2 separate regions of the Mus musculus genome follow, and region 2 is linked to region 1. A link is a loop called in an ENCODE intact Hi-C map of the cell type or tissue named here. Cell type or tissue: left cerebral cortex. All regions are shown on one strand. Links, peaks and the distances in the headings refer to the core of each region. The heading gives the core; the rest is flanking DNA.

Region 1 (4,395 bases), core at 151-4,150:
TAGACGTGTTGCTGCTGTCTAATTTCAATCTTTTAACAACACCATCTCCTTCAGTCACTTTGAATGGAAAAGACGGCTGATGTTACTTATGTAAATGTTAATGTAGAGACTTGTTTTTATTTCTAATTAAATCACTGAGAGGTGTGTGCAGTCAGGAGTGGGATTCAGCCCATTTCATCTCTTGCCCAGAAATCTCAGTTATCCATCTCTCTCCATGAACCCTTCCAGTCTCTTCCCATACAGTCGTATACACAGCCCCAACAACAATGGTTCAGTTTGGGTAATGCCTTACTTCACGATGGTGTCAGAGTGCATACTCTGAATTCAAGTGTGGACCTTAGGGCACTGCTTGTCTGATCCTCTTTTTCCTGGGTAATAGTAGCAACTGGAGCTCCTAATCGGCCTCAAGATCGTGAGGGGAAACCACAGCACTCTTCAGTGTGCTGTGGAACTGAGCTAAAATGCTCAGTAAAAGGAGTGGGTTAATAGAATTTTCTTTTTGTTTTGTTCTGTTTTGGTTTTTCAATACAGGGTTTCTCTGTAGCCCTGACTGACCTGGAACTCACTCTGTAGACTAGGCTGGCCTTGAACTTAGAGATTTGCCTGCTTCTGCCTCCCAAGTGCTGGGATCAAAGGCTTCCGCCACCACTGCCTGGTGATCAATTGAATTTTTACTTTAGAATATCTTCAACTTGCAATGAGATTTTAGGATATAAGCCTGCATTAGTCAAGGACCACCTGTATGCATACACAAGCATATATAACAAAGATTCACAATGGTTTTTATTCACATTTTCTCACATTCATTTATTTAGCCTGTGTATAAGGAGGGTAGGTTAAGTATTATGATGTATGTAGAGGTCAAAGGACAACTTGGAGAACTCAGTTCTCCACCATGTAAGTACCAGGGATTGAACTCAGATCTTTCGTCTTGGATGCAAGTGCCTTTACCAGTGAGCCATATTCCTGCCCTTTGCTTCCATTTCTAATGTCAGTTTTTCTATGACAGTTCCTACTTAGCGACATGTCTTGGAATTCCTCCTAGATCTGTATATTTAAATATTTGTTCCTTGCATAATAACCATCTCCTTGCTAAGGGACAGTCACACTGTTACCCAGTTTCCACAAAAACTACCCTCCCCTTCCCTAACAAACACATTTCCCCTGTGTAGAGCTTCTAGCCTGTCCATCCCCCTGTCCTTCCAGACCTGGAACCCTGTCTTCTGTTTATTAGCAATTCCTTTAGATTGTAGAGCATCTCAGTTTAATAAGCGTGATTTTTCGTGGTCACTTAAGCCAATAAAAAGTGTTAAAGACTCTCTTTAGCACTATATGGGCTTACTTACCTGCAAGGTTTGAGTTTGGACTTTTAAGGATAAATGAATTTAGTGACATCTAGTTTTCAGGCTTCTGTGATGATATGAAGAGATTATGACATTTTATCAAGCAATTTGAAAAAAAAATCTGTAATCACGCCTGCCATCTCATGAGCCATTTAGAAAGGGCCCATTATTGAGATCCTCCTGTGAGCTCGAAGACGAAGATGGGTGTGGAAGGCGCCATGTTGGTGGAAGACGTGGGAGAAGCGGCTGCTGCACCATGAGCAGCCATGGGTGGCGACAGGAGTACCAAAGCCTACAACAGCTCGGGCGGGGAGGTCGCACGGTTTGGGTTTCGGTTGGATTTTGTGGGCCCTCAAGAACAACATCATAAAAGCTAAATTATGAAAAGACCACTAACTTTCAGGGAAGACCTGAGACCTATGGTTAGTTTGGTCTTTTTGTTTGTTTGTTTCTGTGAACGCTCAATAACTTGCCAAGGGCTCATTTCACTGGTTGTTATCATTTTTAAGTGGCTGAAGGGTTTCTTCTAAGCCCTTACCCTCCCCCCAGTAGAACCAGCAGTCAGGTACAACGCCTCTCTCTGTTGCCACCTGCAGTCCTTCGTGGGTAATTGCAGGGTGTCGCCTCTGCAATTCCCTTGAGCATCAAGACATTCGTCAGCCTGAACACTGCCACAGGGGGGGGGGGGGGCGGTGGGGGGGGGCGGAGAGACAGAGACAGAGAAACAGACAGAGACAGAGAGATTGTAGAAAAGAGCTTGCAGTTCATACTCGATATTTCCTCACAAATGGGGCAGAGACAGTCCTAGCCACCCTGTGTGGCCCTGCAGCTGTACTTTGCCTTACATACTTTCAATCGTTGACTCTTCGCCTGGCTTTGGTTTTAAAAGCCTATCATTCTATCATAACTGCAATGAAGTCGGGTGACTTCTTTCTCAACACTCTTCTGTGCTGGGACATTCCGTCACTAGGGAACATCAAGGTGGGACATCAGAATTCCTTGATTTTCTGCCGTGTTTCTTTGTTTGTGGTAAGGAATGCAACTCAGGGCCTTGTGCATACCATGCAAGTGGTCTGCCCCTGAGATACACCCAGGCTCCTTTATATTCTTAAGGACAGAGGCCTTTCACAAATGTGACATTTATTCCTCAAAACCTCAAAAAAAATGAGTTGAGAAAAATTCTAAATCATAATAGCTCAAGAAAGCATTTTTTCCCACCTACCAAACCTTTTTTCAAAAGGAAAAAGCAAACTCCATTGAATGAATGTGTAAACCCCTTTCAGGACATCACTACTGACACCTACCAAAATGTCCACCAGCAACGTATGCTCTGTTCACAGAATAGAGACTCCTTCACCCTTAAAAAGGAGGGAGAGTCTGACTCATGTCACCTGGCCAAACCTTGAGGACATCATGCTAAGTTAAACAGGCCAGACACAAAGATACAAATATCCTGTAGTTCCAGGAGAGACCAAGACAATATAAAGTCAGAATGGTTGTCAAGAATTGGAGGGAAAGGGGGGGGGGGTTGTTATTGATTAATTGGTATCCTTTGACTTAACTTGGGGGATGAGACAGTTTTGGAGTCGGCTGGTAGAGTTGGTCACACAGCAATAATATAAATTGCACACTTAAAAACGGTTAAGATAGCTGGGTGGTAGTGACGGCACATGCCTTTAATTCCAGTATTTAGGAGGCAAAGACAGGTGTATCTCTGAGTTCAAGATCAGCCTGGTCTATAGAGCGAGTTCTAAGACACCCAGGACTATACAGAGAAACCCTGTCTCAAAGGAAAAGAAAAAAAAAAAAAACACCACAGTTAAGATGACCATTTGTTTAAATATTCTTACTACAATGTTTTAATGAGGAGAAAAAAACAATCTCTTTTGTCCACACAATAGACAGTGGATGGCCCACAGTGGAAGACACAAATCTTTGAGATGTGCCCTGAATGCAGACATCGGAACACTGTTGATGACTCTGGCTTGCTTTATTAGTGCTACACCAAAATAAACTCCAAAGCCTATAGAAACTAACCGCAAGCATTAAACAAGTGAGGCAAGCTGGCACAGGTAACTGAAGCTTAGCCAGCCTCATGAAAAACAACCGTGGTCTAGTCTGCTCAAGTTCTGCAAGGAAGAAATACCAGAAAACCACCCTGCCTCACACTCGAGAGGCAGCCAGAAGTAACCTTTGCTCGTCTCAAAGCTACGGACAGTATTCTTGGAAGCCTAGGCCAAGTAGAATGTTGTAAATATTGTTCTCAAATCATATTGATAAAGATGGGGGTCTAGCCCCAAGGCAGCACTTCACAGCTTTGGGTCTCCAGGTTCCTGGTTGGTTGAACCCATGACAGTTTTTTTCCTGAAGCCTGCATGGATTCCTATTTATGTCGGTGATCTTGTTTAGGAATTTTCATTTCTATCCAATTCAGAAACAGGAGTTTTAATAATCATCACATCTTCTATAGTCACAAGTACATGAGAGATTGTACTAAAACTCACTACCTGAGCATTAGCACATTGGGCCCCAGCTCCTGCAAGGCTTCCTGCAACCCCTCTGCATGGGCTGCAATGTGTGTCTGTATGTGTACACACAAATAAATAAATGTAATAAAAGAAAAATTTAAAAGTCTTCCAAAAACACACTCCCAATACTCCTGGAAGTGGCTGCATTTTTCTTCCCCTCCTCTCCCCTCCCCTCCCCTCCTCTCCCCTCCTCCATTCCCTTCTATCCTCTTCTCTTTCCCATCTTTTCTTTCCTCTGCTTGCCTTTTCTGGGAACAAACCACTGAGCTACACCTCCAGGCCTGGTTGTTTGGCTGTTTGTTTGTTTGTATTTTTTGTTTGTTTGTTTGTTTGTTTTTGGCTTTTTTAAAATTTTGAGACAAAGTCCCAATAGCTGCTTAGTCTGGCCTTGAACTCGTAGTCCAAATAGGTCTTGAAGAGTCAGTGCTCCTGCCTCAGTCTCCCCAGGCCCCACCATCAACTGTTTTTAAGGGTGGCAGGAAATGGATTCGTTATTACTAACATTTGCTTACTTGCTTGCTTTT
Region 2 (4,395 bases), core at 111-4,110, 330 kb before region 1:
TCTTGCTCCCACATCCCAAGCACTGGGATAACAGGTATGAGTTATTCTGCCCAGGCAGGATGTGAATTCCTTGTTGTGGGTATGACAGCTTCTGTGTGTGTGTGTACAGGTGTAAATGTGTGCATGTGGAAACAGAGGTCATCCTCTTTAGGCACTGCCTGCCTTGTTTTTTGAGGTAAGATCTCCCCCTGGGAAGGAGGACCTGGGGCCAGATTCAGCCAAGCTAGCTAACCAGTGAGCAGCACAAATCCTCCTGCCTCCCCCAGCCACCACATTAGGTTAAGTGGGCGCTAGGGATCACTCAGGACCTTAGGCTTCTGCAGCAAACACTTTGCCAACTGAGCATCTCCACAGCCCCAGAATGTTGATCAATAGGTTCCCAAGGGATGGATGCTGAAGCTGCTGCTCCATCGATCACACTTTCAAATCATATACTCAAAAGCTCCCTCCTTACAAACTCTTCTGATCTCACTTTCGTTTATTCATAAGGTATTGAAACAATCAGCTTTTAGAACTAGACCTTTCTTCTGGCTTTTAACCAGATTTACACACACACACACCTGGGAGACAGACCAATAGTGGAATACACAAAATTTTAAAGATGTAGAAAGCAAGGCTAGGAAATAGTAAATGAATTATCCTTTACTAACAACTATGAATGGCTAAGAAATAATACAACTCAGTATTTCTATATTCTCCAAGGTGGTTCAAAAATAATTTGGGATGCTGTCACTTCAATATTGCCAGTGAAACTATTTTACATGGCAAAGTCCTTTTTATATACTTCTACCTTGATACAGTTCACACTCAAAATGCCTATTGTAGTTTCTCCAAAGTTACCAACCAGAGTTGAAGATAAAAAGGAAAAGTGGAATTTTAGGCTTTTGGGAAAACAGTAGTCAGATATCTTTTGTCTGTGCATCCTTAGATTCAACCAACTAGAAACTGAAAACATTTGGGAGAAATTTTTTATCTGAACTGAACATGCACAGGCTCCCCCCCCCCCCCCCCGCCCCCAGCCTCCCGAGCGTGCTTTTCATTATTCCCTGAACAATTAGGCATAACAATTAATTATAGAGCAATAAACAGTCTAAGATAACAAAAATGGGAAAATGGCTTATATACAATACAAATATACCATCGTATATATGTGAAAGAGCACCTGGGAACTTTGGTATCCAGGGAAACTGGGTGTCCTAGAATCAATTCCCAGAAGATATGTTTTTATCTTTATAAGACTGTGATTTATTCATTCTTTTCTGTACTTTTGCTTTTACTCCCGATTACTAGGTAATCAAAGCTTCACCGGATGCAAGTATTAGAAATGTTCGCTGTAACCTACTGTGAAACTCTAAAAGTTTCACTGCTGCCATGGCATCGCCAAGCCGTGTGACATTAGCCCGGGTAGCCGTGCCGGGTGGAGCGGGAAGTCCACCCCCTGAGAGGAGCACCATCCAAGTGTTGGCTACGGAAGCGCAGTCGCCAGGAGCCGGGCTTGGGCGCCGCCAGCCCGCCTGCCCTCGCGACCCCGCCGCCGCTCACGCACGGGGCAGGGAGAGGGCAGCAGGGAGGGTGGCCGCGAGGGGCCGGGCGCTTCTCCTACCTCGCGCCGAGGAGGAGCGGGCTGACCACGAGTGGGCCGAGGGAAGAAGCGACGCCTGATCCTAGGCAGGCCAGAGCGGGACGCCCAGCCGTTGCCAGGCGCGACTCCAAGGAAGCCGCTCCCACAGGCCTCCGCGCCGCGTGGGCGAGGCCGGAAGCTCGTGACCGGAAGTGCAGGGCTGCTGGGACCTGTGGTCCGCCAACAGCGGAGTGATTCTCGAGGCTGGCCCAATGTTTATGGTGGTCCAGGAGATGCTACAGGTGTAGGAGTAATCACAAGAAGGAAACCAAGGTCGAGTGAACCCCGAGGCAGCCATCCCCAAAGCTGGAGACCAGAGCAAGATGGCCCGGATGAATAGAATGTGTCCCAGAGCCACTACGCGGCTTGGGAACCTTGGAAGACTGTTTTCTGTGGAACATTGCGTAGAATTGTACGCGTCGTCCCATAAATTTGTCATATTAATCCTGTCTGGGTTCTCTCTAAATAAATTTAATCTGAAAATTAAAAAGTAAAGGTAATGTAATGCCAGCTATGATGACGCACATCTGCAATGGGAGTAGAGATGACGCTCAGGAGTACAAGACCAGCAGGGGACACCCTGTCTTAAAGACAAAATAATATTTCTTTCCGGAGCAAATGTTGGGCATGTTGACTTGAAGCCCGTTATAAAAAAACTGAAGTTTACTAACCTTTATTGTTCAGTTGTGTCAGAAAGTCATTGAATATGTAACATCCACCTTAGCCTCCCACGGATGGGGGTGGGGACAGATGTAGGGGACAAACTATTAGATTGGTCAGGTTCGGGCTACTTGGTGTGTTTTGAAGACTAAACCTCTTTATCTCTGATCCAGGTGTGTTGTATCAGCATTCAGAAGGTTACCTTGCAAGTGGGGTATATCGTACAGTAACTGACAGTATCTGGCAACTGTGTGTCAATAAGTAGTTGTTACGTTAATTAGTGAACATCATGGGGATATTTTAAGTTACTGCACTTCAATATAGAAAGAAAAAATACTGGAATCACAAGTTACTGCACTTCAAAAAAGAAAGATAAATACTAGAGTCAATCTTTTTCTTTTTCTTTTTTCTTTTTTCTTTTTTTTTTTTTGTTTGTTTGTTTGCTTGTCTTTTGAGACGGGGTTTCTCTGTGTAGCCCTGGATGTCCTGGAGCTCTCTGTACACCAGCCTAGCCTCAAACTCCTTGGTGCTGGGATTAAAGGTGTGTGCCACCATTGTCCAGCACTGAACTTTTTTTTTTTTTAAATGACTGTACATTCAGGGTACCCAGTCCTTGTCTGAGAAGAAGACATTATGTTTTTGTTAAAATAAAGGTTCATCAGGCAACATATTTTCTTATTTGTTCCCACACTAATTATCAAATAAACTGTCAACATATGTAATTAGTTACATATAAAGTGGGATGGGTAGCAGACAAGCCTGAGTCCCATGAAGTGGGTATGGAGTGAAAGAGTTCCATGTGTGAACATGAAGAACACTAAAGGAAAAACAGGTTTGAGGGAGAACACATCAGGTGTCAGATGCCTAAAGAATGTGCAAGAAGAGATACTGAGTAAGCAATTGTATATAACAATATAAAGCTCAGAGGAGAGGGCTGGGAATGTAACTTAGTGTTAGAACATTTGCTTGCCGTGTTCAAGGCCCTAATTTGGATTCCAGCATCATCATAATCATTAAAGCTCAGAAAAAGATGCCCATCTAGAGATACACACTGGGGATTCAGTAATTCCTAAGAAAAGATAGTTTGTAAGATTGTGAGTGAGTGAGCAAGATGTATTTTTGGAATAGGGGGATGTAGAACGGCAAAAAAGACAAGAGATAGTAATGAGGGTGGGTAAATACCATCAAAATGCATGTGATGGCTATCTGTGATTGTCAACTTGACTATTTCTGGAATGAACTACAATCCAGAGATGGAGGGTACATCTGTGATCCAGATCTTGAAGCTGAAGACACAGGCTTTTGATCTGAATCTTGGCCTGGGATGACACAGTATTTTGGTCTGGATCTTGAGGAATAGTGATCATAAAAAGCTTAGGCCTAGACATGTTGGTACACACCTTTAATCCCAGGAGACAGAGGCAAGGAGATCTCTTAGTTCAAGGCCAGCCTGCTACAGAACAAGTTTCAGTTAAAGAAAAGCTGGGCCCAGGCAAGGTGGAACATGCCTTTAATTCCAGGAGACAGAGAAAAGCAGATCTCTGAGTTCAAGACCAGCCTTGCAGATTAAACACTATAAACATGTGACTCTAATAAGACATTTAGTAACCACTAGAGGAACTGTCACCTATGCTATCCAGAAAATACTATTAAGTCCAGTTAAATGTTTTAAATGATCATAATACCTTTTTTTAAGACTTTGTCTCCAATTTAGGATCTCACTAAATAATAATTCTTTAAAAAGATAAACACTGGGGGCTGGAGAGATGGCTCAGCGGTTAAGAGCACCGACTGCTCTTCTGAAGATCGTGAGTTCAAATCCCAGCAACCACATGATGGCTCACAACCATCTGTAATGAGATCTGATGCCCCTCTTCTGGTGTGTCTGAAGACAGCTACAGTGTACTTACATATAATAAATTAATAAATCTTTTTTAAAAAAGATAAACACTATTTTTTGCTACTGAAACCAATAAAAATAAAAGTTCAAAGAAATCTCCTGACCTTTGGATAAATATTTGGATCCTATATTGGAAATAAAGAGTGCACTCATATTTTAATCCAAAGCTCGGATTTGCAGAATTTCTTACTTCTAAGCTACAGGTTAAACTAAT

Evidence for each region. Hi-C counts contacts between places; a loop is a spot of excess contacts. Peaks named below come from ENCODE experiments on the same cell type or tissue, not always from the same donor. Only the 100,000 strongest peaks of a DNase experiment are listed, where the experiment ranks them.
Region 2: it touches region 1 in a loop (4-fold over the local background); 3 of 42 quality-filtered maps call a loop at or near these places.

The regions. Positions count from the first base shown.
Region 1 is chr14:57,090,768-57,095,162 of GRCm38, reverse strand. No RefSeq gene overlaps it. Among named protein-coding and RNA genes, the nearest start is that of Gm32912, 12 kb to the left of the region's middle. In left cerebral cortex, for the core only: a CTCF peak has its summit at 1,929 (motif pointing left); a DNase peak (open chromatin) is centred at 1,935.
Region 2 is chr14:57,421,396-57,425,790 of GRCm38, reverse strand. It overlaps Ift88 (intraflagellar transport 88), which reads right to left and starts at 1,720. Exons shown (of 26, transcript NM_009376.2): 1 at 1,604-1,720. In left cerebral cortex, for the core only: a CTCF peak has its summit at 2,169 (motif pointing right); DNase peaks (open chromatin) are centred at 1,754 and 2,327; H3K4me3 peaks cover 1,785 bases; H3K27ac peaks cover 1,259 bases.